Regions from separate parts of the Homo sapiens genome. Here region 1 is linked to region 2. The links are chromatin loops, found by intact Hi-C in ENCODE. Cell type or tissue: PC-9. All regions are shown on one strand. Each heading gives the region's core, and the rest is flanking DNA. Links, peaks and the distances in the headings are about the cores only.

Region 1 (12,496 bases), core at 1,388-9,387, 77 kb before region 2:
GTCATCAGTCATAACTTCTGCGTTTCTCCTCTTGAGCAGGGAGAGAGCCAGAGGATTCTCCAAAGCCTGCACCCAAGCCTTCTCTGACCATCAGTTTCGCTCAGAAAGCCAAGCGCCAGAACAACACCTTCCCATTCTTTTCTGAAGGAATCACACGGAACCGAACTGCCCAGGAGAAAGTGGCAGCCTTGGAGCAACAGGTTCTGATGCTCACCAAGGAGTTAAAGTCTCAGAAGGTGAGGTCTGGTCCCAGGGAGGCCCCAGGTTCCAGTGGACCCCTCCAGTTCCTGGAGCCTTTCGGATAAGCTAGATGGGACGCATTAGCCGTGCTGGGCACCAGCTACTCTCTGGTCTTTAAAGGCCAAACTGCAGAATGTTGAAATATGCTGTTGATTACTCAAGAACCTGATGTCACTCAAAGTAAGTCACAAAAGGGCACCAAGGGCAGGTATCTCTGGAGATCTACTCTAATAACTGTCTCTTGGACCCCTCCTGGAGGGCCATGCATGGTCTCACCCCCTACCCAGAAAATGACATTATTTAGAGGCAGGTGATCTGGATGCAGGGTCATGGGAGGGGCTGTCGATAGAACTGGGGGGAACTTTGACCTGGCAGCCGATATCTGGGCACAGATATCTGAATGACCGTCACAAGACTGTCACAGGAGAAAGCAAACAAGCAGCATGTGTGTGGCCCAGGGCTAAGCCAGGACCAACACAGAAACAGTGAAAGGAATATTTGGGCTTAATATGGTAAGAAGTTAATTACGAGAGTTACAAGAGCTATATAATAATTGTAGAAAACAGATCTCATACACACAGACATTAAAACTACTCCAAAATCCTACATCCCAGAGAGTAAATGGTATTAAAAGCCAGGGGCTACCTTATGAAGTAGTGAGGGTCCCAGGGCAAAGATGTGAGAGGGCTGCAGCTCCGGGCGGGAGCCCCTCTTTAGAGTGATAAAAGCGACTAAGTTAGGCAGTTGTTACATAAATCCCAACGGTGGGGCCTGGTAGGACCTGTGGTGGCAGTGGCGGGCTCCAGTGAGGGCCCAGACTCCTTTTCCTCTAGAGGAAGGCCTAAGCTTTTGTGTTTGAACTTTGGCTGCCCGGAGGCCCTTTCTGCTTTGTTTTCCAGCCCTGACTCCAGAGGACTTAGGCTGGGGAGGTGGGGCTTATGCCCTATTACCTTCTGAATATTTCTTATAACTTGTACATTTCTTCTTTTCTTTTCTGCCCTATTTTGGTGGGAAGAAATCTAGAAAAAATGCTCTCCCTATACCTAGTTTGGCCCCTCGTCTGCCTTTTCTGCCCCTAAGCAGTGACCACTGTCAGCAGATCTCAGGGGAACCGGCAGAGGCTTCATTCCTGGCATGTCAGAAGTTACTTTTTTTTTTTTTTTTTTGAGACAGAGTCTCATTCTGTCACCCAGGCTGGAGTGCAGTGGTGCAGTCTTGGCTCACTGCAACCTCTGCCTCCCGGGTTCAAGCGATTCTCCTGCCTCAGCCTCCCAAGTAGCTGGGATTACAAGCACCTGCCACCATGCCCAGCTAATTTTTTTTTGTTTTTTGGTTTTTGTTTTTAGTATTTTTATTAGAGACTAGGTTTCACCATGTTGGCAAGGCTGGTTTCGAACTCCTGACCTCAAGTGATCTGCCCACCTCAGCCTCCCAAAGTGCTGGGATTACAGGCGTGAGCCACCGTGCCTGGCCAGGAGTTACATTTAGTGAAGCAACTGGTGATTAGACATTAGAGTTCTCAAAGGAGGGGGCTCATTTATTCATACGTTCTTAACTCATGTGTTTATTCACCAAATTTTTATTAAGGGCCTGTTATGTGCATGCAGTGTTCCAGGTGCTGGGAAAGAACAATGAGCAAAAGACACAGGCTCTGCCCTTACAGCTTGCATTTCATGGCAGAGACAGACATTAAACAAAGCAACACCCAAATGTGTAGTTATAACACGTGAGGTCCCCTCTGCTGCTGCTTAGCAGCCCAGCTGTCTTTTCCTCCTGTCATCATGGTGCTCCAGTTCTGAGGCTGCTGGACGCTCCTGAGAGCTGAGAGGGCATGAAACAGAGCCATAGCAGCTACTTGATCCCTGGACTAGTAGAGCTTAAATCCGAAACCCAAACCTGGAAAGAAAAAGAAATCCTGAATATACGGGCAGCCTCTCTTGACACAGCCTTTCTTTCTAAGACATTACAAATTGTCAGATGAAGTAGAAAGGCCCCAGGAAACCTAGATTTCATGAAAGTTTGCCCCTGATTGCTCTGCATCTCTGGAGGACTCATCATTCTTCAATAAATAAAGGCAAGATTCTTGGAGATTAATAAGGGTTGACCAGGCTATTGACAACTCCCATATATTCAGAGGGAAATTGTCAGGAGGAAGTTGTTGATGCATTGAAGAATCTGGATTTTTTTTCTACCAGGTAACCTTCCACCAAACCTCGACTTTGTGTCCTGGGACAGAGGGTCAAAAGGAGAATGAGTTGTGATTTATTTAGTTTATCCAATTATTGTGCAATAGGAGTGGATTTGTTTACTCTCCAACCCATTCCACAAATGAACTTCAGTCTTCAGGGTGATTCAAAGAACCAGCCTTTAAATAAGACAGCACAGGCTCAAATTCTGGCCCTAAGCAAGTTTCTTAACCTATCTAAGCCTCAGTTTCCTCTTCTGTAAATGGAGTTGCAGCCGTGTTTACTGGAGAGACCTGTGCCCAGATTCATAAAGCCCAGTACCTGGCACCCAGCAGCTGCCCAACAGATGCAGGCTCTGGTTGTTCTGGCGATTACTGCAGCCCTCCTTACCCTCCATGTCAATCTCTTCCTGCCCTACAAGCAGTGAGGTGCCCTGCTGAGGGGCTCAGAGACGAGGCGGGAAGTGAGAGCCCATCAGTGCCTTCAGGAAATGTGCCGTGGGGCCATAGCAGTGATCAGGGAGCTTAGGTCTTCATTCCACATTAGGAAGGGAGGAATGGCAGCCCCGTAACTCTAGGGTTTCACCTGTAGCCCAGATACTGAAACCAAAGAGGTGAGACAGAAAAAGCCAGCACAACTTCTGGGTGCCCAGTGGTGCCCCCAGGCACTCAGAATGCCGCTAGGAGAGCCGCTGTCCATCTGAGACCCTCATTAGAGTCCCATTCATCAGCTGGGAAGATGGGCACCTGGAATCCCAGGAGCTACCCCTGCGAGGTACCTTCCTGTGTTTCTTTAGTGGGAAGGCACCTCCTGTCTACCTCAAACTTCAGGAGGACATGGGAATTTGGGGTCTTATCCTAGCTGATCTGGCCATTGCCAGTGGCTTTCGTGACTCTTTAGGAATTTCTATCTCAAACACTGCGAGATGCTCTTGAGAGCACATTGCAGACAAATCCCTGCCCTTGGGCACCTCACCATCTAGTGGGGAAGAGAAGATGTGAGCATGGGAACTGCTGGTATGAAGCGCGGCCCCAGGACTGTGCTGAGCCTTCCCATGTGTTATCTCTGTCCTTACAATAGTTTTCATCCCCTTACTCTGAAAGGGAAACTGAGGTTCTCAGAGTGTCTGCATGCTCAGGGTCTCCCAGGGGCTAAGCCAGCATTTGAGGAGCTCAGAGGAGTTGGGTGACTTGCCCATGCGCAGGCAGCTGGAAAAGCCAGGATTGGGGCCCTAACCTCCTTCTCCAAGTCTAGAGGCTGGGCTGCCTCCTCTCTTCCATAGTCTCATGGTGAGGCCCACTATGAGACACAAGCACCAAAACTGCTCTTGAGAAAAAATGAATGCACTCCCTGTGTACCCCCTGGTGTCATATTAAACCACAGGTTGACTTCAATACCCATTAAGCCATTATCTGTCCCCATACCTGCAGCACTGGCCCCACAAGAGGTTTGGGCTCTAGGAGATAGCACCAGATGGCTGATTGGCCGGGGACTGACCCTTGGAGTTGACAGAACTCCACCCAGCCTGAAGGCCGTCTGCTCTGGCAGATGGAAGGCTGTTGTCTGTGGTGATGTTGGCCATCTGTTGGCGGCTGGGAATGATGAACCCCTCTGGGACCCTGCCTGCGGCCCTCTGGGGCCACCTTAGTTCAATCAGGATTACTGGGTAAAGGAACGTAATTTTTTAGGAAACTCAGTGGGGCAACGTATAGCCTCTTACTTTCCTAGAACTCCAGCCAAAAACTTCAGAGGACATGAAAGAGGGCTGGGAGGTACCTTGGCCATGTCAGCTTGGGGAGGGACACTTGGCACTTTCTCTTTCATGCTAGAGGCAGTTCTGAGCAGAAGAGGAAGCTTTAGCCCCATTCATGAGAAAGCTGAGGTTCAATGAAGAGGCCACCTGAGCTACCCTCCTTAGAGTCACCTCGTTAGATACACCCCCCACGGATCCAGAATGGGAACCGAGGCCTGTGCAACTCCAAAGCCCATGCCCCTTCATCTGACCCCTGTAGGGCCCACCACTGATGAAAGTAGCAATGCTCTAAAAAGATAAAGGATTATTTTTTAAAGATGATTTATTGGCTTTTAAAAATTTAAATAAAGTGACAACTTATGACCACGTATCAAAATCTGAGATGAACCAAACAACTCGATTGAGAAATATTAAAAGTACCACTTGGGCCGGGCATGGTGGCTCACACCTATAACCCCAACACTTTGGGAGGCCAAGGTGGGAGGATCTCTTGAGCCCAAGAGTTCAAGACCACCCCGAACAACATAGGGAGACCCTGTCTCTACAGAAAATAAAATAATTAGCTGGGCAATGTGGTGCATGCCTGTAGTCCCAGCTACAAGGGAGACTGAGGCAAGAGAATCTCTTGAGCCCAGGAGGTTGAGGCTGCGGTGGGCCGTGATTGCGCCACTGCACTCCAGCCTGGGCAACAGAGTGAGACCCTGTCTCAAAAAAAAAAAAAAAAAAAAGAAAAGAAAAAAAAACACTTCAAAAAGCTTAATTTCATCAACCCCTCTATTTTTCTTTTCTTTTCTTTTCTTTTTTTTTTTTTTGAGATGGAGTCTCGCTCTGTCGCCCAGGCTAGAGTGCAGTGGTGCGATCTCAGCTCACTGCCAGCTCCGCCTCCCGGGTTCACACCATTCTGCCTCAGCCTCCTGAGTAGCTGGGACTACAGGCACCCGCCACCACGCCTGGCTAATTTTTTTGTATTTTTAGTAGAGACGGGGTTTCACCATGTTAGCCAGGATGGTCTCGATCTCCTGACCTCGTGATCCGACCGCCTTGGCCTCCCAAAGTGCTGGGATTACAGGCGTGAGCCACCACGCCCGGCCCAACCTATTTTTAAGAATTGGTCCTAAGACATTGCTTATAATCCAGACTTTAGGTTTCTTGAATTCATGACATTCTCACTCCTCATCTTACAAGTCCTACTGAGGCTCCCTCCCTCTGCCCTGGTTCCGTTCTTTTAAGCCTATTTTATTCTGGTACAAGAATTCTGGGGGTGGGAGGAGAGCCTCCTGGGCTGGTGTCTCAGTCTTAGATTCTGGGAGCCAAATGCGGGAAGGAGACAGCTAGATGTAATGAAATAAGCTTCAGAGTCAACTAACTCCCCAAATTGAGGGAAAGACACCCACTGGTCCTGCTCCTAGGGCAAGTCTGAACAATGATGTCTGTTGGTTATTTCCCTGGGCAGTCATCCAAGGTAACCTCCAAATCTCAGCTGAAGCAGAAAATGGCCTAGGCCCCCAGTTTTCCTGGAACCACAGGAATGTTAATCTCTCTCCACTGAGCCCTGAGAAGCTGACTTCTTCATTCTGGACGTTCCAAACATTCCCTTTTGGTTTGCAATCACTGTGCTGTCCTCACCCCAACTTCCTGCCACACCCCAGGGCTCCCACAGCTCCATGGTAGCTCTTTCCTTCCTCCAGGTCTTTACTGGGGCTGTAGCTTGGCCACATCTGGAGGGCCATCCCCACCCTCATCTCCCACCTGCTGCTCGACCATCTCTGGCCCTTCTCATTCTTCACAGTTTCTTTTAAATGCTCTGGACTGGTATTCCCCACAACCTCCACCCCAGACAGAAGTCATTGCCTTTCCCACAAACACCCTTGTTCCCCTGACTTGCAGTAGATCATTCCACTGTGGTGGGTCATGTTCATTCCCACCAGCCTTTGCAGTCCTTGGAGGTGGGAACTCTCACCACTCCCTCTCTGGGCCACGGCACCTGGCTCAGGGCCTGGCCTGGCACCGAGTGGTGCTTGGTAAAGGTTGGATGGATGGATGGGCATGTGGAAGGAAAAGAGAGAACCAGAGAAAGGATGGTCACTAGTCCTAAGGTTTCAGAAGATGCAGGCTAATGTGGTCTTGTCATTAGCTTCTCCAAAAAAGTCATGGTTTTTGGCAGTTTTCCTCCAATATAGAATTGTTCTTAGCAAATAAGGCTATCCAGCCAATCCACTCATTTTAATACTTTGGTGTGGTATAGTTGACATGTCTCTAGGAAACCATGTTTTTCCAAATGAGAAGCACAGAGCAGGGCAGTGTTGCCTGAAAGTCATACCTACCTGGTATTAGTTCCACGTGGACCTGGCTGCTGATGTCCTGATCCTGGCCCAGAACAAATTCACATCCCTGCTTTGGGACAGATAGGCCTGAGTCCAGGCGTGGCCCTCCCTGGGGAAATTACAGGCTTAAAGGCACAGGGAGCTGAGCAGACCTTGAGTTCCTGTGTGAATTAGTTGCCCCTGCTGAGGAATAAATCAAGCTCTATTGTTTCTGAACTTTCTAGAGTTCCTTCCACCAGCTTTGCAGGCATCGGCTGGTGGGCTGAAGGTAACTAGGCACAAATGGCTTGAATGAGGTCCTCTGTGTGTGGCTTTACATGGGGATTGCCAGTGTATTTCCTCTTTAACCCTGACTCAACTTGATTGGTAGTGACTGGCTGCTATATTGAGAATGATTCTGAGGCCTCAACTAGGGTAGGCTGTGCAGGAAGAAGTATGGGAGATTAATTAGTGATGTCTGCCACAGGGATGAGAGGGAAGAGTAATGCCACATAGCTGCCACCCCTGGTTTTCTTAGTTACTGAGCACAGGCTTTGGAATCTAGCCAATTGAGATTGAATTCCATTCTACTCTCTGCTGGGCCTCAGTTTGTTCATCCCTGAAATGGATGTGTATATGTCAGGGTATGGGTTCAGCTGCTGTGACAAAAACATCTCCACTGGGTGTGGTGACTCATACCTGTAATCCCAGCACTTTGGAAGGCCAAGGTGGGCAGATCATTTGAGTCCAGGAGTTTGAGACCAGCCCGGCAACATGGCAAAACCCCTTCTCTACAAAAAAATACAAATATTAGCCTGGTGTGTTGGCATGTTCCTGTGGTCCCAGCTACTTGAGAGGCTAAGGTGGGAGGATCAGCTGAGCCCAGGAGATTGAGGCTACAGTGAGCCATGTCTGTGCCACTGCACTCCAGGCTGGGTAACAGAGGGAGACGCTATCTCAAAAAAAAAAAGTTTCAAAGCACTGTGGCCCAAAACGAGTGAGAGGTTTCTCATTCACATTAAAGAACCCAGAGGTAGGTGAGCAACTCTGAGCTGGGGGGCAGCCCTTTCTCAACATGTACCTTCTGCTGTGGGTCTGAGGCGGCCACTCTAGTTCCTGCCACTTCCCAGCCAGAAGCAAAGAGAACTGGACCAGAGGAGCGTGTATCTAGTGGTTTTAAAGGTAGGACCCAGAAGCTGCCCATCTCACTTTTCATTTCCCATTTAGGCAGAATAGTTACTTGGCTACACCTCACCATGGCTTGGCTGGGAGATGCAGTTTTAAGCTGGGGAACCATGTGCCCAGCTAACAGTCACTTGAACAGAGAAGGAGAAAGTGAGTGTCAGGATGAGATGCCGCAGGGATGCTGCTGGGCACCTCTCACGGTTGTTAGGAGAACTACTGATAACATATACCCCACTGTGGCGCCCAGCAGGCCCTCCCTGAGCTCACAAGATTCTTCCCTCTCCCTGCCCAGGAGCTAGTGAAGATCCTGCACAAGGCACTGGAGGCCGCCCAGCAGGAGAAGCGGGCGTCCAGCGCATACCTGGCGGCGGCTGAGGACAAGGACCGGCTGGAGCTGGTGCGGCACAAAGTGCGGCAGATCGCGGAGCTGGGCCGGCGGGTGGAGGCCCTGGAGCAGGAGCGGGAGAGCCTGGCGCACACAGCGAGCCTGCGGGAGCAGCAGGTGCAGGAGCTACAGCAGCACGTGCAGCTGCTTATGGACAAGAACCACGCCAAGCAGCAGGTCATCTGCAAGCTCTCTGAGAAGGTCACCCAGGACTTCACGCACCCCCCTGACCAGTCTCCTTTGCGCCCCGACGCTGCCAACAGGGACTTCCTGAGCCAGCAGGGGAAGATAGAGCACCTGAAGGTAGGGGCCTCCCCTCAGGGCCTGCCAGTCCTGCCGGTCCTCTGTCCCAGCCCTCAGGGAAGGTGCGCTCTCCACCCCTAAGGGTTTGCTAGGTGGAGTGGGGATACCCCTTCATCCTAGAATATTCACATTAGAAACACATGTTGATGGGAATATTGCTCTACGCTTCTTCACTTTCTTTACCACAAGGCCCAGTGCAGTTTGCCTGGGCCTTGATTGACCCATTAACCAGTAGCCCTGGTATCCTGGGCTACTGAAAAGTGAAGGTGCCTCTAGATTATCAAATGAGAGATGAAAGCCTGACTAGCTAAGTGTGGGGCCTGGCCTGGTCAACCTCCCTTAGTGCCATCCCAGTGCACCCGAGAGCCCTAAGGGGCCAGCACGACCCTCCCCCCACAGTCCTGCGCCTGCACACTGTACGGATGACCTGCAGCTGCCAATAGTCACTGCTCCCATCTGTAGAATTTATAGGGTGTTTCCTGTGTGCCAGGCACTGCCCTCGGTGGGTGCATCGCCACATTTAGTCCTCGCGCCAGCCCTGTGAGGTGAGGCAGCCGCTGGTGTGCTCCCCCTTTACAGATGTGGAATGCTGAGGCTGAGAAAGGTTAAGGAGCCTGCCCAGGGTCATGTGCTGAAGAAGTGGAGGAGCTGGAGCTGGGCTGGAGCTCATGTCTGCGGTCTGGTCTGTCTGCTCAGCTGCCGCTTCTAGCTGCTGCCACCATCCCTGCTCCTCCTTTCCTCCCCTTCCTTCCCCTTCTCTGTCCCTATCTTTCCCTAGGCTTCCCCACCCCACAGGGACCAGTGATGTCACAGGAGGTAGGAACTTTATGTGAAGTGTGTTGCCTGCCGTGACCCGCAGCCTCCTCTCTAAAGGGTTGTGACAGGAACTGTCCCACTGGGAGGCCTGTGGCTGTGGAGTGCACTCATAGCCTCCACTGTCCGTAAAGGGAGCCATACAACCAGAGTTCGTCCTGCCCCAAACCCTGCCACTCACAACCACATATGTACAGTCAGATGCCATATAACAGGCTGCATATGTGATGGTCCCATAAGATTACAATGAAGCAGAAAAATCCCTGTCACATAGTGACATCATAGCCGTCATAACATCATAGCACAACATGCTACCTTTTCTATGTTTACATGTGTTTAGATACACAAATGCCATTATGTGACAGCCACCTATGGTATTCAGTACCGTAACAGGTGCACAGGTCTGCAGCCTCGGAGCAATAGGCTACACCATCTAGCTGGGTGCGTAGTAGGCTAAATCACCTAGGTTTGTCTGCGTCCAGTCTACAATGTTTGCACAACAGTGAAATCACCTAATGACGCATTTCTCAGAGTGTATCCTCATAATTAAGCCACACGAGACTGTACATATAGACTTATAACCTTGAGAACTCTCATGCTACTCTATCAAAGAACTACTCGGTGAGGGCAGATGGAGAAAGAAAAAAAAAGAAATCAGGAAGCTTTTGAGAGAAAAGCTCTCAGTGGGCAGTGTTGAACAGTGGCCACCACCCAAGCTTTGAAGTCAGACTGACCTCTTTGACTCTTGGCTCTGCCTCTTTCTGGCTGTGTGACTTTAGGCATGTTAGCTCACCTCTGTGTCAAATAGCCCAACTAGTCCTCTTGACTAGGGCTGTTAGAAGGATAAAGGAAAAGGACGTGAAACCTGATTCCCTTCCCTTTCTTTCAGCAAAGACTGAAAACCCACATAACCAGTTCCCGAATCTTTTCCCTTATTTAGTCTGAAATCAGAGATTCTTTTGGGTTAAAAGAAAAACATAACCTTTCCAATGCAAATGCAGCCAGATGATTAGAAAGCTCTCAGCCCTCCACACAGCAGGGAAAACTGCTTCCATCTGATTGCTTTTCTACCCTGCCTGCCCCCAGCCAGGCGGCTTCCTCTTCTCTCCACCCATACTGCCGGAATCCACTGTGCAAGCCCCGGTAGAGCAGCACAGGGGTCAGAAAGATTTGTGGTGGCGCACGCCTGTGTTCCCGTCTACTCTGGAGGCCGAGGTGGGAGGATCGCTTGAGCCCACGAGGTGGAGGTTGCAGTGAGCTGAGATTGTGCCACTGCACTCCAACCTGGGTGAAGGAGTGAAACACCATCTCAAAGGAAAAAAAAGAACACTAGATCAGCCAGGTGGCTCCAGACAGCCTGAGAGTTGATTGTAATCATGGACTCACTAGGAGACTGAGTGTGCCCCTGAATTTACATATTCAGGAATTTTATTTTTTTTTATTTTTATTTTTTGAGACGGAGTCTTGCTCTGTCACCCAGCCTGGAGTGCAGTGGCGCGGTCTCGGCTCACTGCAAGCTCCGCCTCCCAGGTTCACGCCATTCTCCTGCCTCAGCCTCCTGAGTAGCTGGGACTACAGGTGCCCGCCACCATGCCCGGCTAATTTTTTTGTATTTTTAGTAGAGACGGGGTTTCACCATGTTAGCCAGGATGGTCTTGATCTCCTGACCGCGTGATCTGCCTGCCTCGGCCTCCCAAAGTGCTGGGATTACAGGTGTGAGCCACCGCACCTGGCCATGAATTTTCTTTATCAGTGAGCTCAGCTACATGGAGACTCTGGGTATGTGATTCACATTAACCAAGAATACACTTGCATATGATCCTCAGAGGCCCAGTGTTTTGTGCTTTGTGCTTTAAAGGGTTGCATAAGGCCAGGCATGGGTGGCTCACACCTGTAATGCCAGCATTTGGGGAGGCTGTGGCAGGAGGATTACTTGAGGCCAGGAGTTAGAGACAAGCCGGGGAAACATAGCAAGATCTCATCTCTACAAAAAATTAAAAAATTAGCCAGGCACAGTAGCACGTGCCTGTAGTCCCAGCTACTTGGGAAGCTGAAGCTAGAGGATTGCTTAAGCCCAGGAGTTCATGACCAGCCTAGGCAACATAGCAAGACCCTGTCTCTAAAAAAAAATAAAATAAATTCACTAGGTATGAAGGCACCCGCCATAGTCCTAGCTACTCAGAAGGCTGAGGTGGGAGATTACTTGAGCCGCCCAGGAGTTCGAGGCTGTGGTGAACTGTGATCACGCCACTGCACTCCAGCCTGGACAACAGAGTAAGACACTGTCTCTATTAAAAAAAAAATAAAAAAGAGAAAGAGTTGCATGTAGTTGGTGTTCCTTAGTTTTTAGCTTTTAGAATACCCATCAAATATCCATTGTCTTGAGTTTGAGGACAGAGAATGTTGAGGTTTCCTGCCTGCCCTGTGATTGAGGAACCCAACTTTAGGGAATGCCCCTTGTTATTCAGACTTTGGTTTTGAGAACAGGATCACTGACCTCTTGAATATCAGATCTGGAAAGACTCAGAAATCTAGTCTGCCCCACTCATTTTCTGGCAGGGACAGCTGAGCTGGGGCAAGGGAGAAGGACTGGCCCAGGGTCAGGCAGCAAGAGGCAGGGCTACAGCCGGAACCTGGCCTCCCATGCCCAGGCCACTGCCTTCCACACAGCACAGGGCCTAGTCCATGGGCATGGCCCAAAGAGAATTCCCGGGCTCCTGCTTCCCTGGTCCCCCTTCTCCAGGGTTTTCCTTCTTTCATTCCACTGGTGACTGTCCTGTGGCTTTTCTCTTTTCTGAGGTTTCTCTTTTTCCTCCCTACAGTTCTGAGCCAAGACGAGCACTCAAGGTAGGGCATCGAGCTGGAGGGGGAGGTACTGCCCGACGCCACCCACTGCCACTGCTGTTCCAGGCTGTGCTCACTCTGCCTCCCTGTCCGGCATGTCTGTGCCTTCCCTAGAGCTGGAAGCAGGGTATCTTATGTGACAAAAGCCTTCTTTCCAAAGCCTTAGAAATAACAGTGTGTAGCCAAGCGTGGTGGCTCACAATCCAGTGCTTTGAGAGGCCACGGTTGGAGGATTGCATGAGGCCAGGAGTTTGAGACCAGCCTAGGCAACATAATGAGACCTTTTTAAAAAATTAAAAATTAATTAGCTGGGTGTAGTGGCACACACTTGTAGTCCCAACTACTCAGGGGCCTGAGACAGGAGGATCACTTGAGCCCAGGAGGTCAAGAGTGCAGTGAGCTATGATCATGCCATTGCATTCCAGCCTGGGTGACAAAGTGAGACCCTTTCTCTAAAAATAAAAAAAGAAAGAAAAATAAATAA
Region 2 (12,496 bases), core at 2,293-10,292:
CTAAATTTGGACTTACCAAATTGTTTCCTCATTATTAGAATCATTTATGTATTTTTGGCAAGAATATTGCATGAGTGGTGGTATATCATTTTTAGGTCATTACATCATGGGACACATGATGTCAGTTTGTCACATTATTCATGCTATTAACTTGACTTATTTGTTAAATAGTGCAAATATCATTCATAAAGGGGAAATGTTAGAAGCATCTACAGGCCAGGCAGGGTGGCTCACACCTATGGGCCCAGCACTTTGAGAGGCCAAGATGGGTGGATCTCTTGAGCCCAGGAGTTCGAGACCAGCAACATAGAGAAACCCCATCTCTACAAAAAATGCAAAAATTAACCAGGCATAGTGGAGCATGCCTGTAGTCCCAGCTACTCAGAAGGCTGAGGCAGGAGGCTGCCTTGAGCCCAGGAGTTCAAGGCTGCTATGAGCCATGAACGTGCCACTGCACTCCAGCCTAGGTGACAAAGCGACACCCTGTCTCAAAATAAATAAAATAAAATAAAATCAGGAATAAGATAAAAGGTCATGGCCTGCACAGTAAGACTAGAAAAATGTAACTTGTCAATACCAATTCAAGTAGAAACAGAAAGCCTGAATAGTCCTCTAACTACTAAACATTGAGCAATAAAAATGTCCCTTAAAGAAAAAACAAAAAAAAAAAACAGCAAAAGAGGCCGGGTGCAGTGGCTCATGCCTGTAATCTCAGCACTTTGGGAGGCCAAGGCAGGTGGATCATCTGAGGTCAGGAGTTTGAGAGCAGCCTGGCCAACATGGTGAAACCCCATCTCTACTAAAAATACAAAAATTAGCCGGGCATGGTGGCGTGCGCCTGTGGTCCCAGCTACATGGGAGGCTGAGGCAGGAGAATGGCGTGAACCCGGGAGGCAGAGCTTGCAGTGAGTCGAGATCGCGCCACTGTACTCCAGCCTGGGCGACAGAGCGAAACTCCGTCTCAAAAAAAAAAAAAAAAAAAATTAGCCGGGCATGGTGGTGCATGCCTGTAACCCCAGAGGCAGGAGAATTGCTTGGACCCAGGAGGCGGAGGTTGCAGTGAGCCGAGATGGCGCCATTGCACTCCAGCCTGGGTGACAGAGCAAAATTCCGTCTCAAAAAAAGAAAAATAGCGAAAGAAAAGTTGAAAGTGTTAGGATGGAAAAGGAAGAAATAAAACTGCTATTATTTACATATATAATTGTCTACATAGAACCCAAAAGAACATGTAGTCAAATTATTAGAAAAATAAGAGTATTTGGAAGGTAGTGGATACAAGAATCAGAACACAAAAATGAATTGCATTTGTACATACTGGGAATATTTAGATGATATAATTAAACATTTGCAATAGAATAAAAGAAGATTGGATACCTAGGAATAAACAAGCAACGCTTAGAAGGAAAATGATAGAACATTGTTAAAAGACTAATAAAGATGACCTCAATAGATGGAAATATTTACTATATTCATGGATAGACACTTTTACTTCCTCCCTCAAATTCCCACAGCATTCTCTTTTTTTAGGACATATTCCAAGCCTATTTTTTCCTTAGAACCATGCCCTGACTACTTTGAATTAGAGTCCTTTGTGCTTTTCTGCTAGTACCTCCTAATGTAGTTGGGTGCATAATTGTTGCTCATAAATTTTCATTAACTCCACAAATTATCTCATGGTTGTTCATCCAAATAAATAGGGAGGGTATAAATGGCAAAGGGAAGGGCACAAGCAAAGGCATGGAGGTGCAACTGTATATAGAATGTTCAGGAAGCAATGCAGAGAGCAGCTGTCTGGCCAGAACAAATAATCTGTGAAGGAGAAGAAGGGAAGTACCCTAAGGAAGTGGACTGGGGCTAGCTGAGCAGAGCCTTGAATGCTGGGGTGAGGCATGTGACCTGTATCCTAAAGAGAGAGAGAATGTTTCGAGCTAGGGAGGGACAAGTGCAAAATGGAATTTGTAGAAAGACATAAAAAGGTCAAAATGGGAAGGACCCCCTATAGATGGCCGATTTTGCTACTTGTTTCTTCCAAGCTTTGCATGCTTGTAAAAGATTACGTCCACCAAACAAACTGCATTCTTAATTAATTCAATAATTAGTTGGTTTTCCTTTTATTACTCAAACTCTCAGAACTGTCACTGTTTCTAACTTGCATGAACTGCTCGGTGTAAATGGGTACTAACAACTGATATAAAGAAAATAAATTGGTGTGATGTGATAGAGTGTGACGTGGGTTGGGAGAGGGGACCTAGTTTAGGCAGGATGGTCTGGGAAGGCATTCCTGGGAAGGTGATCTTTGAGCCGAGAGCCACTTGAGGCTCTAAAGGGAGAGTATGCTGGCAGAACAAATAGAACATGCAAACATTCCCCTGAGTGGGAATGGGTTTGGTGTGTCTGTGCATTGTCAGCACGTGGACACATGTGCTGTGACCACAGAGTGGTGGGAGGAGGTGAGGTCAGATTGGGGAGTAGGGCCTGGACTGTGAAGGCGTCGTAAGCCCAGGCAGGAGTCTGGGCTCTATCCTGAGTCCAGTGGGAAGCCACTGGAGGGTTGAAACTCACTTGTCAGCCAGGCGCTGTGGCTAACACCTGCAATCTCAGCACTTTGGGAAGCCGAGGCAGGCAGATCACGAGGTCAGGAGTTTGAGACCAGCCTGGCCAACATGGTGAAACCCTGTCTCTACTAAAAATATGAAAAATTAGTTGGGCGTGGTGGCAGCCACCTGTAACCCCAACTATTCGGGAGGCTGAGGCAGGAGAACTGCTTGAACCCAGGAGGTGGAGGTTGCAGTGAGTCAAGATCGCGCCACTGCACTCCATCCAGCCCAGGCAACAGTGCGAGACTCTCTCAAAAAAAAAAAAGAAAGAGAAAAAGAAACTCACTTGTCCTACACAGCCTGATCCTAGATAAAATGTGTGATTCTCTTTGGGCTTTTTGAAATATAATAAATAGCTCAAAGATACATGTTAATTGCTATCATCACAGACTCCTAGGAATCCAGATCCAACAGGAGCTGTGATACAGTTTGGATGCTTGTCCCCTCCAATTTTCATGTGGAAATGTGATCCCCAGTGTTGGAGGTGGGGCCTCATGGGAGGTGTTTGGGTCATGGGGGCAGCTCATGAATGGCTTGATGCCCTCCCTGTGATAATGAGTTCACCTGAGATCTGATTGTTGAAAACAGTCTGGGACACCTCCCCGTGGCCTGCGGCACACCTGATCCCCCCTTCACTGTCTGCATGATTGGAAGCTCCCCTGCAGTCCTTACCAGAAGCAGATGCTGGTGCCAGGCTTCTTTTGCCTCCTGCAGAACTGTGAGCCAAACAAACGTCTTTTCTTTGTAAATACTCAGCCTCACATATTCCTATATAGCAATGCAAAATGGACTAACACACCCAGGAGCCACTAATCAGAGCTTCTCATACTTTAGTGTTACAACACAGATTCTGATGTAGTGGGTCTGAAGTGGGGCCAGGGAATCTGCATCTCCAACAAGCTCCCAGAGATGCCTGATAAAATACAGGATGCCCAGTTTAATTTGACTTTCAGATAAACAACAAATCGTTATTTTTGCTTTTTTCTTTTTAATTAAAAGTTTTATTTTGACATCATAGTAGATTCACAAGCAGTTATAAGAAATAGTACAGTGCAATTCTGTGTATCCTTTACCCTGTTTCTTCCAGTGGTAACATCTTATAAGACTACAGTACGCAGTACAGCATACTGTTGTGATACTGGCATCACTACAGTCAAGATACAGAACATTCCATCATCACAAAGATCTGTTCCCCTCCACCCCCATTCCCTCCTTAACCCCAGATGACAATTAACCTGCTCTCCATTTCTATACTTTTCCCGTTTTAGGAATGTTACATAAATGGAATCATACAATATGTAACCTTTTCAGCTTGGCTTTTTTTACTCACTGTATTTCTCTCGCAGTTCAGCTGGGTTGTTGCATATATTGAGTATTGATCATTTTTTTTTGTGTTTTGTGTGTGTGTGTTTTGTTTTTTTTGTTTGTTTGTTTTGTTTTGTTTTGTTTGAGACAAGCTCTGGCTCTTTCACCCAGGCTGGAATGCAGTGGCATGATCATATCTCACTGCAGCCCTGAAGCCTCCACTTCCTGGGCTCAAGCAATCCTCTTACGGCAGCCTCCTGAATAGCTGGGACTACAGGTGCATGCCATCACACCCAGCTAATTTTTGTATATTTTTTATGTAGAGGTGAGGTTTTGCTATGTTGCTCAGGTTGGTCTTGAACCCCTGGGCTTAAGTGATCCACCCACCCCAAACTTCTGGAATTACAGGTATGAGCCACTGCACCTGGCCTCAATTATGTGTTCCTTCTTTCTTTTTTTAAATTTTTATTTATTTATTTATCTTATTTTTTTTTTTTTTTTGAGATGGAGTCTCGCTCTGTCGCCCAGGCTGGAGTGCAATGGCATGATATTGGCTCACTGAAGCCTCCGCCTCCTGGGTTCAAGCAACTCTCCTGCCTCAGCCTCCCAAGTAACTGGGACTACAGGCACATGCCACCACACCTGGCTAGTTTTTATATTTTCAGTAGAGATGGGGTTTTGCTATGTTGGCCAGGCTGGTCTCAAACTCCTGACCTCAGTTAATCTGCCTGCCTCAGCCTCCCAAAGAGCTGGGATTACAGACATGAACCACCTTGCCTGGCCTCTTTTTTTTTTTTTCTTTTTTTTTTTTAATAGAGGCGAGGTCTCATGATGTTGCCCAGGCTGGTCTCAAACTCCTGAGCTCAAGTGATCCTCTTGCCTCAGCCTCCCAAAGTGCCAGGATTACAGGCATGAGCCACCACTCCTGCCTCTGTGTCCTTTCTTACTGCTGAATAGTATTCTATGGTATGGATGCACTACAGTTTATATAACCATTCACTCACTGAAAGCCAGTGGGTTGTTTCGAGTTTGGGGCTATTACAGATTAAGCTGTTACAAACATTTGTGTACATATTTTTGGGTGAATATAAGTAAGTCTCCATTTCTCTGGCATAAAGGGCCAGGAGTGCGGTTGCTGAGTCATAAGGTAGTTGCATGTTTAGCCTTATAAGAAACTGTCAATTTATTTTTACAAATTTTTAGTGTAAGTAAAATATTGCATGGAACCTCCTTATGCTAAAATATTTGTTGTTTATCTGCAATTTGAATTTTACTGGGCATCCTGTGTTTTACTTGCTAAATCTGACTTCCCTCCTCCCAGGTGATACCGATCTACTTGTTTGCCAATTGCATTTTCAATAGCAAGGCTCTAATCTAGCTCAGGTTCATAATTATGGAAAAATCTCAAGCACAAAAGTAGATAAAAATAATATGATGAACTTTCCTCAGCCCAGATTCTAGAATTATCAAGTTTGCCCTCTTGCTTCACTCATCCCTTTTACCTGAAGTATTTTAAAGCAAATCCTAGACATTTTGTCATTTCAACCTCTGCCCCCCGCCCCCTACCACATGTCAGTATGCAATTCTAAAACCAGGGACATTTTCTGACATAACCATAATGCCAGGATCACATTAATAATAACTCTTGTGTCACCTGATTCCTAATTCATGTTAATGGTCCCTGGTTGCCTCATACATGCCACTTTGCTTGTGGTTTGTTTGCCTCAAAGTCCAGATGGGGTCCACATCTTGCATTTGATTGATGTTTCTTTTTAATTTTTTCTTATTGTAAGTAGAGATGGGGTCTCACTATGTTGCCCAGGCTGGTCTCAAACTCTTGGGCTCAAGGGATCCTCCTGCCTCAGCCCCCCAAAGTGCTGGGATAACAGGCATGAGCCACCACACCTGGCCAATATGTTTCTTATTAAGTAACCACATCCATTACTACTGTGCAGGCACCATGCCATAGCACTTACCTGCACAGACAGGCCTTAGAGGCTCTTTATTATGTTGTAACCAGGGTTGGAGTGATTATGCTGATACCTTATGAACATTAGCCCCATTTATAGGGGATCTTGCCCCATTGCACAGATGAGGTCGCTGAGGCTCAGGAAGATGACTTCCCAGAGGACCCTGTGCAGTGTGTCCAGGACCCGAATGGGAGCCCAGACCTGGGTGTGGCCTCGGGCCTTGCTCTCACTTCACTGACATGAGGCCCCTGAGGTTTGGCACTGATTTGCATCAGCTCCTACTTGTTACCAGGATTACGTTCTGTGCCAGGCACAGAGATGTATCAGTAGGTGAGTGATGTGAGAACAAGGAAGGGACAAGCTAGCTAATGATTTAATTAAGTACATAAATTGCATTGAGATTGGGAGATGTCTGGCCTTGCCACAGCGTGCAGGAAGTCCTTCTCAGAGGGGCCGGGCTGCCCCAGGCAGTTTCAGATGTCCCAAAGGGAGTGACACTGCAGGCAGGGTCCCTCCCTCTTGCCTGTTGTGACCCAGGGTGAGCTGGTTAGAGGGAGGCTGGAGGTGAGTTTCGCAACCTGCAGCCTTGGCAACCAGGGACTGTACTCAGGGAACAAAGGCAGCAGGGGAAGGCTGGGGAGAGGCCAGGACTGTGCTCCTGAGCCTGGGGCCCAGCCTGCCACAGAGTCACTCCAGGGAGGGGGTGAAGAAGGTGGACTTTGCTGTGAGGTGTGGAGGGTGGGGAGGAATGAAAGCAAGGGCAGGCAGAGCCCCTGGGGGTCAGCCCTGGAACCCTGCTGGGAGTAGACAGGCCAGAGGGGACATGGGCCTGAGGGCCTAATGGACACCGTGGCTTTCAGGTGCCTGGGAGAGTGGAGAGGAGCATTTCACTGCCATGATCTTAAAGGCCAGCCTTAGCCAGCATGGTGGCTCACACCTGTAATCCTGGCACTTTGGGAGGCCAAGGCAGGAGATCACTTGAGGTCAGGCATTCGAGACTAGCCTGGCCAACATACCAAAACCCTGTCTCTACCAAAAATAAAAAATCAGCTGGGCGTGGTGGCACATGCCTGTAGTCCCAGCTACTTGGGAGGCTGAGGCAGGAGAATCACTTGAACCCGGGAGACAGAGGTTGCAGTAAACCAAGATCGCACCATTGCACTCCAGCCTGGGCGACAGAGCAATACTCTGTCTCAAAAAACAAACAAACAAAAAACCAAGGCCAACCTGACCCTTCTCAAGCCGATGTGTGTCCACATCACTCCGCTGCTCAGATGCCTCCCAGGACTCCTTGCTGCCTGCAGATAATGTTCTGCCTCTCTCATCAAAGCCCTCTATGCCCTGTCCTAGCCAACTGTTTGGAACCTCAGAGCCTTCCATAGCACATATCTGTTCCCTCCATACAAATTGCCCTTCTAGAAAGGCAGGGTATGGGCTAGTCTGGCATTTTGGAAGTCTCTTCCAGTTCTAGGGGTTTGTTCATCCTGGACAAGAACATACTCAAGGAATGGGTCCTCTGTCTTCAAATATCCAAGGAGTTGGCCTGCCACAGAGGGCCCAGATGTGTCTATAGGTCCCCAAAGGACAACGCCAGGACCAGAAGTGGGAAGTGAGGGGAAGCAGGGGCCACCTGGAGGCCACACTGGGCTCGAAGTAGGAAACATTTTCTCCAAATTCACAAGGTCTGAAAGTAGGATGAATTACCTCAGGAGGAAGTGAGCTCCCTGTCCCCACAGGTGACCAAGTGGGGACACCAGCTGTGGTTCACCGCTTTCATCCCTGGATGTTGGATTCTACAGTAAACCCTCCAAAGGCTCATCTGGGTGCTCATAAGGAGAGGGGTGATGAAGGATGCTCTGCCCTAAATCATGGGAATGTGCTGTGCATTTTAGAAGTGCTGCCATTCCTAGGGTCAAGAAATGCTCCTCTCATCTCTCCCTCTGCTCAATCCCAGCCTCCTCTGGGCGGTCCCTGGTCCCACATCTCACCCTCTCCAGTCAGGACATGGCTCACCTATCCATTTGTCCACCTCTCTATTGGGTCCAGCCTTGCACCCTGGGCAGGGTGAGTAGACTCCATGCCCTCAGCCTCACCCCTCTTGCTCAGCCTCCTCTCTTGCCCTGTCCTCCAGCCTACCGTGCCCGCTGGCTGCTTCAGCCTCCTCCCACTTAAAACCTACCTGTGGCCCTGCCTTTCTGACTTGAGATTCCTCCCCTCCACCTGACCTGGTCAAAGTCTCCCTCTCTTTAAGGCCCAATTTAAAGTCCTCCTCCTCCAGGGAGCCTTCTCTGGTTCATCCCCCAGGTCTCTTGTGTGCCTCTCCTCTGAGCTCAAAGTATATTCCTTCCTGCCTCCTCCATAAGGTAGATGGCTCCTATAGCCCAGGATTGTGAGTACCGCATCTCTGCCATCACCTGCATGCAGTCTGGCACATAGTATGTCCTCAGTGAAAGGCCTGTATGATGATGATGATAACCATGGTGTGAGGACAGCAAGAGCAGACCAGGCCATAAGAGGAAACATTCCCAATCCTGGCTCTGCTGTCCTTAGTACATGATTGTCAACCTCTCTGAGCCCCAGCCTCTGCACTTGTAAATGGGGAATTCTTGTACTATGTCCTGGGGTGGTTGGGAGGTAAATCAAATATTATGAGCAACGCAGCTGGCACTGGGCCTGGCACATATATGACTCCCTAGATTATGGTTTCTAAAGAAAAGCTTTTTTTTTTTTTTTCTTCGAAACAGGATCTCACTCTGTTGCCCAGGCTGGAGTGTAGTGGCACGATCATGGCTCACTGTAGGCTGGACCTCCCAGGCTCAAGTGATCCTCCTGCCTCAGCCTCCCGAGTAGCTGGGACCACAGGTGTGCATCCCTACACCGGACTAATTTTTGTAGAGATGGGGCCTGTTGCCCAGGCTGCTCTTGAACTCCTGGCCTTAAGTAATCTGCCTTGGACTTCCAAAGTGCTGGAATTACAGACATGAGCCACTGTGCCCAGCCAAGAAGCATTTAAAAACCTATTTCTTATAGACATGGGAACATGTCTGATCCAGCTGCCTGCATTCACCAGTAGGAAAACAATCAAGCCACTAGTTCATTCATGGAGGGCATGCCTGGAGCCACTGCTATGTAGGAAAGGATGGGAGTCCCCATGCAGAACAGTTTGTCCCCTGCCCAGTGAGTATATCCCCTGGCCCCTGAAACATACTGAGCAACAATAAAACTGGGTAATGGTAATGAGCTGTGATGAGCTTCTCCTGGCTAATGTACTGAGTACTTAGCAAGTACTGGGCACCGTCTTCAGTGCTTTACTGTGAATGAGGTGCTACTACTGTTGTCATTTCGTAGATAAGGAAACTGAGGCATAGAGAACTGAGGTCACTTGCCCAAGGCTGCACCATGGTAAGGGATGTGGCAGGGATTCCACCCCTGGAAGCCAGAGTCTGCCTGCCCACTTCACCTCTGCTACACTGTGTGTCCTCCCTCTGCCCGTCCTGCCACCCCTGCCTCCCAGTCTCCACCCTGAGCTGTTGGGATGCTCATTTGAGGCCATGACTATGATGCTGTTGTAGGAACAGCTGCTCCCTTGACTGCTGAGGGTCGTGACAGTGGCCTCACAACCTCTCCCTTTCTGGCAATGGAGGTCAGCCGTAGAGAGTCCCCAGTCTGGTCCCCCACCCGCCTGACTCCTCCTGGGTCCTTCTGTCCTGTCTTCCCCCTCTGCCCCAGGGCAGCCCCTTGGAGACTTGGAGGTGATGCCTCTCCAGGCAGGGCGGCCCAAGCCAGGGTTCTGTGGGGTCTGCGAGGGGAGCAGGCGTGTCTCCCCTGATTTAGAGCTTGTACACCACATCCATCAGAAGCCTGTTTCTGGCTGAGTGCTGGCCTAATGGGCAGAAGGTGGAAATGGCCTCCTGATGATAAATGTCCCTGACAGGCTTTTAGCAGCTCAGTCAATAGCCCACCAGGCTGGCTAATGTCCGCTCCTGCCTGTGGTCCTCAGCGTAAAACCTTTTAGAAGCAGAGCAATCTGCCAGCCCAGGGCAGGGCAGCGCAGGGCAGCGCAGGGCAGCGCAGGGCAGGGCAGGGCAGGGGAGGTGGGGCGGAGGGGAGGGCTGGGGTGGGCTGGGGTGTGAGTGGGCAGCCTTCCCTCATCAGCTGAGAAGGAAGAGAAGGCTGAGAAGGAAGAGAAGCTGTCTAGGGCTAGGCCCTTCTGAGCCACGCCCAACCCTAAGGCGCCTTCCCTGAGTCTGTGGGAGGTGGGAGGTGTGTGTCTGAATGGGGCTCCTGGGCACTTTGCCTCCCGTCAGCCCGAGGGCAGCCTGACTATTGGCTCATCTGGCTTTTCTTGGGAAACCGCACTGCGGAAATTGGGGCATGGCCCTGGGCCAGAGTCTAAAGGCCCGGAGAGCAATCAGTGCCCCACAGCCAAAGACACAGTACTGCTCATGGCCTTTGACCCAGGAAATGATCCCAGAGAAAGGAAAGGCTGTGTGCAGGAAGGAGGCCAGGGCAGGGACTCACAGAGCACTCACTGGTGCTCCCTCAGAGCACAGGAAGTACAGCACCAGGCTCACACTTGGGGAACCAGAGGCCTGGGCTCAAGCCCAGCTCTGCCCCTCACCTTTGCAGTGACCCTGGGCAAGTCCCTACTCCATGCTGGATTTCCCCAAGTCTGAGGTCCGAGAGAGGGTGCTGGGATCCATTCGCAATGCCTGCCACAGGTGCAGGATAAGACAGTGCAGCTGTGGGCTCCATTCCTGGTCTCTAGAGCCCTTCAAGAGCTACAGTTTTATAACAGAAGTTTTTGGCTAATCCTGGATGGACCCATTTTTTCAGAAAATCTGTATTTTTGTTTTTAAACACCTTTTTTAATTGCAAAACTTACATAGCTAAAAATAAGACAAAGATATTAAAGCCAGCCATTTATTCCACCATCTAGATATAACCATGATTAACATTTTGGCTCATTCCTTTTAGTTTTTTTTTCTCAGTTTTGACATACAAATATACATACATATACATATAATAGTAGCTTCTGTTACTGAGCACTTACAGTAACACCTGACTGTTGGGCTCTTCATGCATAGTATCTCATTTAACTCTCAACAATCCTGCAAGGAAGAAATGATTATTCATTCACATTTTACAGATGAGGAAAAAGAGGCTTGCAAAATGTGAGCAGGTGCACAACATGCTCAGGTTTTAATTTTCGAAAACTCACCTTGAGGACAGTGTACAGGATGTCCTGGAGGCTAAGCAAGAGGTCATTGGCAGCTGGGCGCAGTGGCTCAAGCCTATAATCCCAGCACTTTGGAAGGCCAAGGCGGGCAGATCACCTGAGGTCAGGAGTTCAAGACCAGCCTGGCCAACATGGCAAAACCCCGTCCCTACTAAAAAATACAAAAACTAGCTGGGTGTGGTGGCACGCACCTGTAATCCCAGCTACTCAGGAGGCCGAGGCAGGGAGAATTGCTTGAACCTGGGAGGTGGAGGTTGCAGTGATCCGGGATCGCACCGCTGCACCCCAGCCTGAGCAACAAGACGAGACTCCATGTCCAAAAAAAAAAAAAAAAAAAGGGTCAGTGGTCCCATGGAGACCTGGGCCAGGGCCTGTGGGTGCAGTGTCCTTCTAAGACCCTAGCTCCAGGTACCGCCCTGCCAGGACAGGGCAGGAAGCATGCACCTCTCTCCCCTGTCCTGCTGTAGAAGAGGCAGAGACCACTTGAAAGAGAGAAAATTTTCACCTCCCTCCATGCACATCACTAACAAAGGACACAAGTCCACATTCTTTCCTTTTTTTTTGGTTCTCTTTCTCCCTCTGAATGTGTAGGTGTGTGTATAATTTTTTGTTTTCAGAACTCTTTGAGGGTAAGTTACATCCATCTTAGCCCTTCATCCCTAAATACTGTTTCCTAAAAATACAAATATTCTCTTACATTACTGCAGTACATTATCAACTTATATAAGTTTAATGTTGTGATAATACTGTAATCTACCGTTCTTGTTTAGATTTGTTAAATAATGTCCTTTATAGCGTTGTCCCCTCCAGTAGGGGATCCAGTCTAGGCGGAGGTGTCTGATCACTTTTTCCTGAGGGGAGAGACCTGGATTAGCCAGAGTATTTCCAGAGGGAGGCACAGGACCACCTCCTCTGTTTGCAGAGCTACTAAAATGCATGCATAGGCCAGGCACGGTGGCCCATGCCTGTAATCCCTAACTTTAGGAGGGCAAGTTGGGAAGATTGTTTGAGCCCAGGAGTTCAAGACCAGCCTGGGCAACATAGCAAGACCCCATCTCTACAAATAATTTTAAAAATTAGCTGAGCTTGGTGACACATGCCTGTAGTTCTTAGCCTGGAACTTGGGAGGGTGAGGTGGGAAGATTGTCTTACCCCGAGTTCGAGGCTACAGTGAATCATGATTGCACCACTGCACTCCAGCCTGGACAACAGAGTGAGACCCTGTCTCTTAAAAAAAAAAAAAACAAGTACAGTGGTCTCTACACAGATGGGGAGGTGATGGAAGAAGAGAAGGTTGGGTGTTCCCTGAGTCCACCCTGTTCTTGAAAGTCCCTCTAGAAAAAATCCCAAGACTATTGATTCTGCAAAGTCAAGGACTATGTTGA

The links. Hi-C counts contacts between places; a loop is a spot of excess contacts. Peaks named below come from ENCODE experiments on the same cell type or tissue, not always from the same donor. Only the 100,000 strongest peaks of a DNase experiment are listed, where the experiment ranks them.
Region 1: a loop joins it to region 2, with 9 times the contacts of the local background. A loop is called at or near these places in 2 of 110 quality-filtered maps.

What each region holds. Positions count from the first base shown.
Region 1 is chr9:98,216,692-98,229,187 of GRCh38, reverse strand. It overlaps TBC1D2 (TBC1 domain family member 2), which reads left to right. Exons shown (of 13, transcript NM_001267571.2): 5 at 40-236; 6 at 7,960-8,355. MIR6854 (microRNA 6854) reads left to right here; the gene lies at 1-39. Among named protein-coding and RNA genes, the nearest start is that of MIR6854, 6.3 kb to the left of the region's middle. RefSeq lists an enhancer at 5,319-6,518 and a silencer at 10,127-10,421. In PC-9, for the core only: no CTCF peak of the experiment used is centred there; DNase peaks (open chromatin) are centred at 2,467, 5,717 and 6,097; H3K4me3 peaks cover 186 bases; H3K27ac peaks cover 8,000 bases.
Region 2 is chr9:98,140,302-98,152,797 of GRCh38, reverse strand. The region is part of intron 2 of CORO2A (coronin 2A); the gene reads left to right. Among named protein-coding and RNA genes, the nearest start is that of TRIM14, 27 kb to the right of the region's middle. RefSeq lists an enhancer at 10,624-10,673. In PC-9, for the core only: no CTCF peak of the experiment used is centred there; DNase peaks (open chromatin) are centred at 4,097, 6,347 and 10,187; H3K27ac peaks cover 5,567 bases.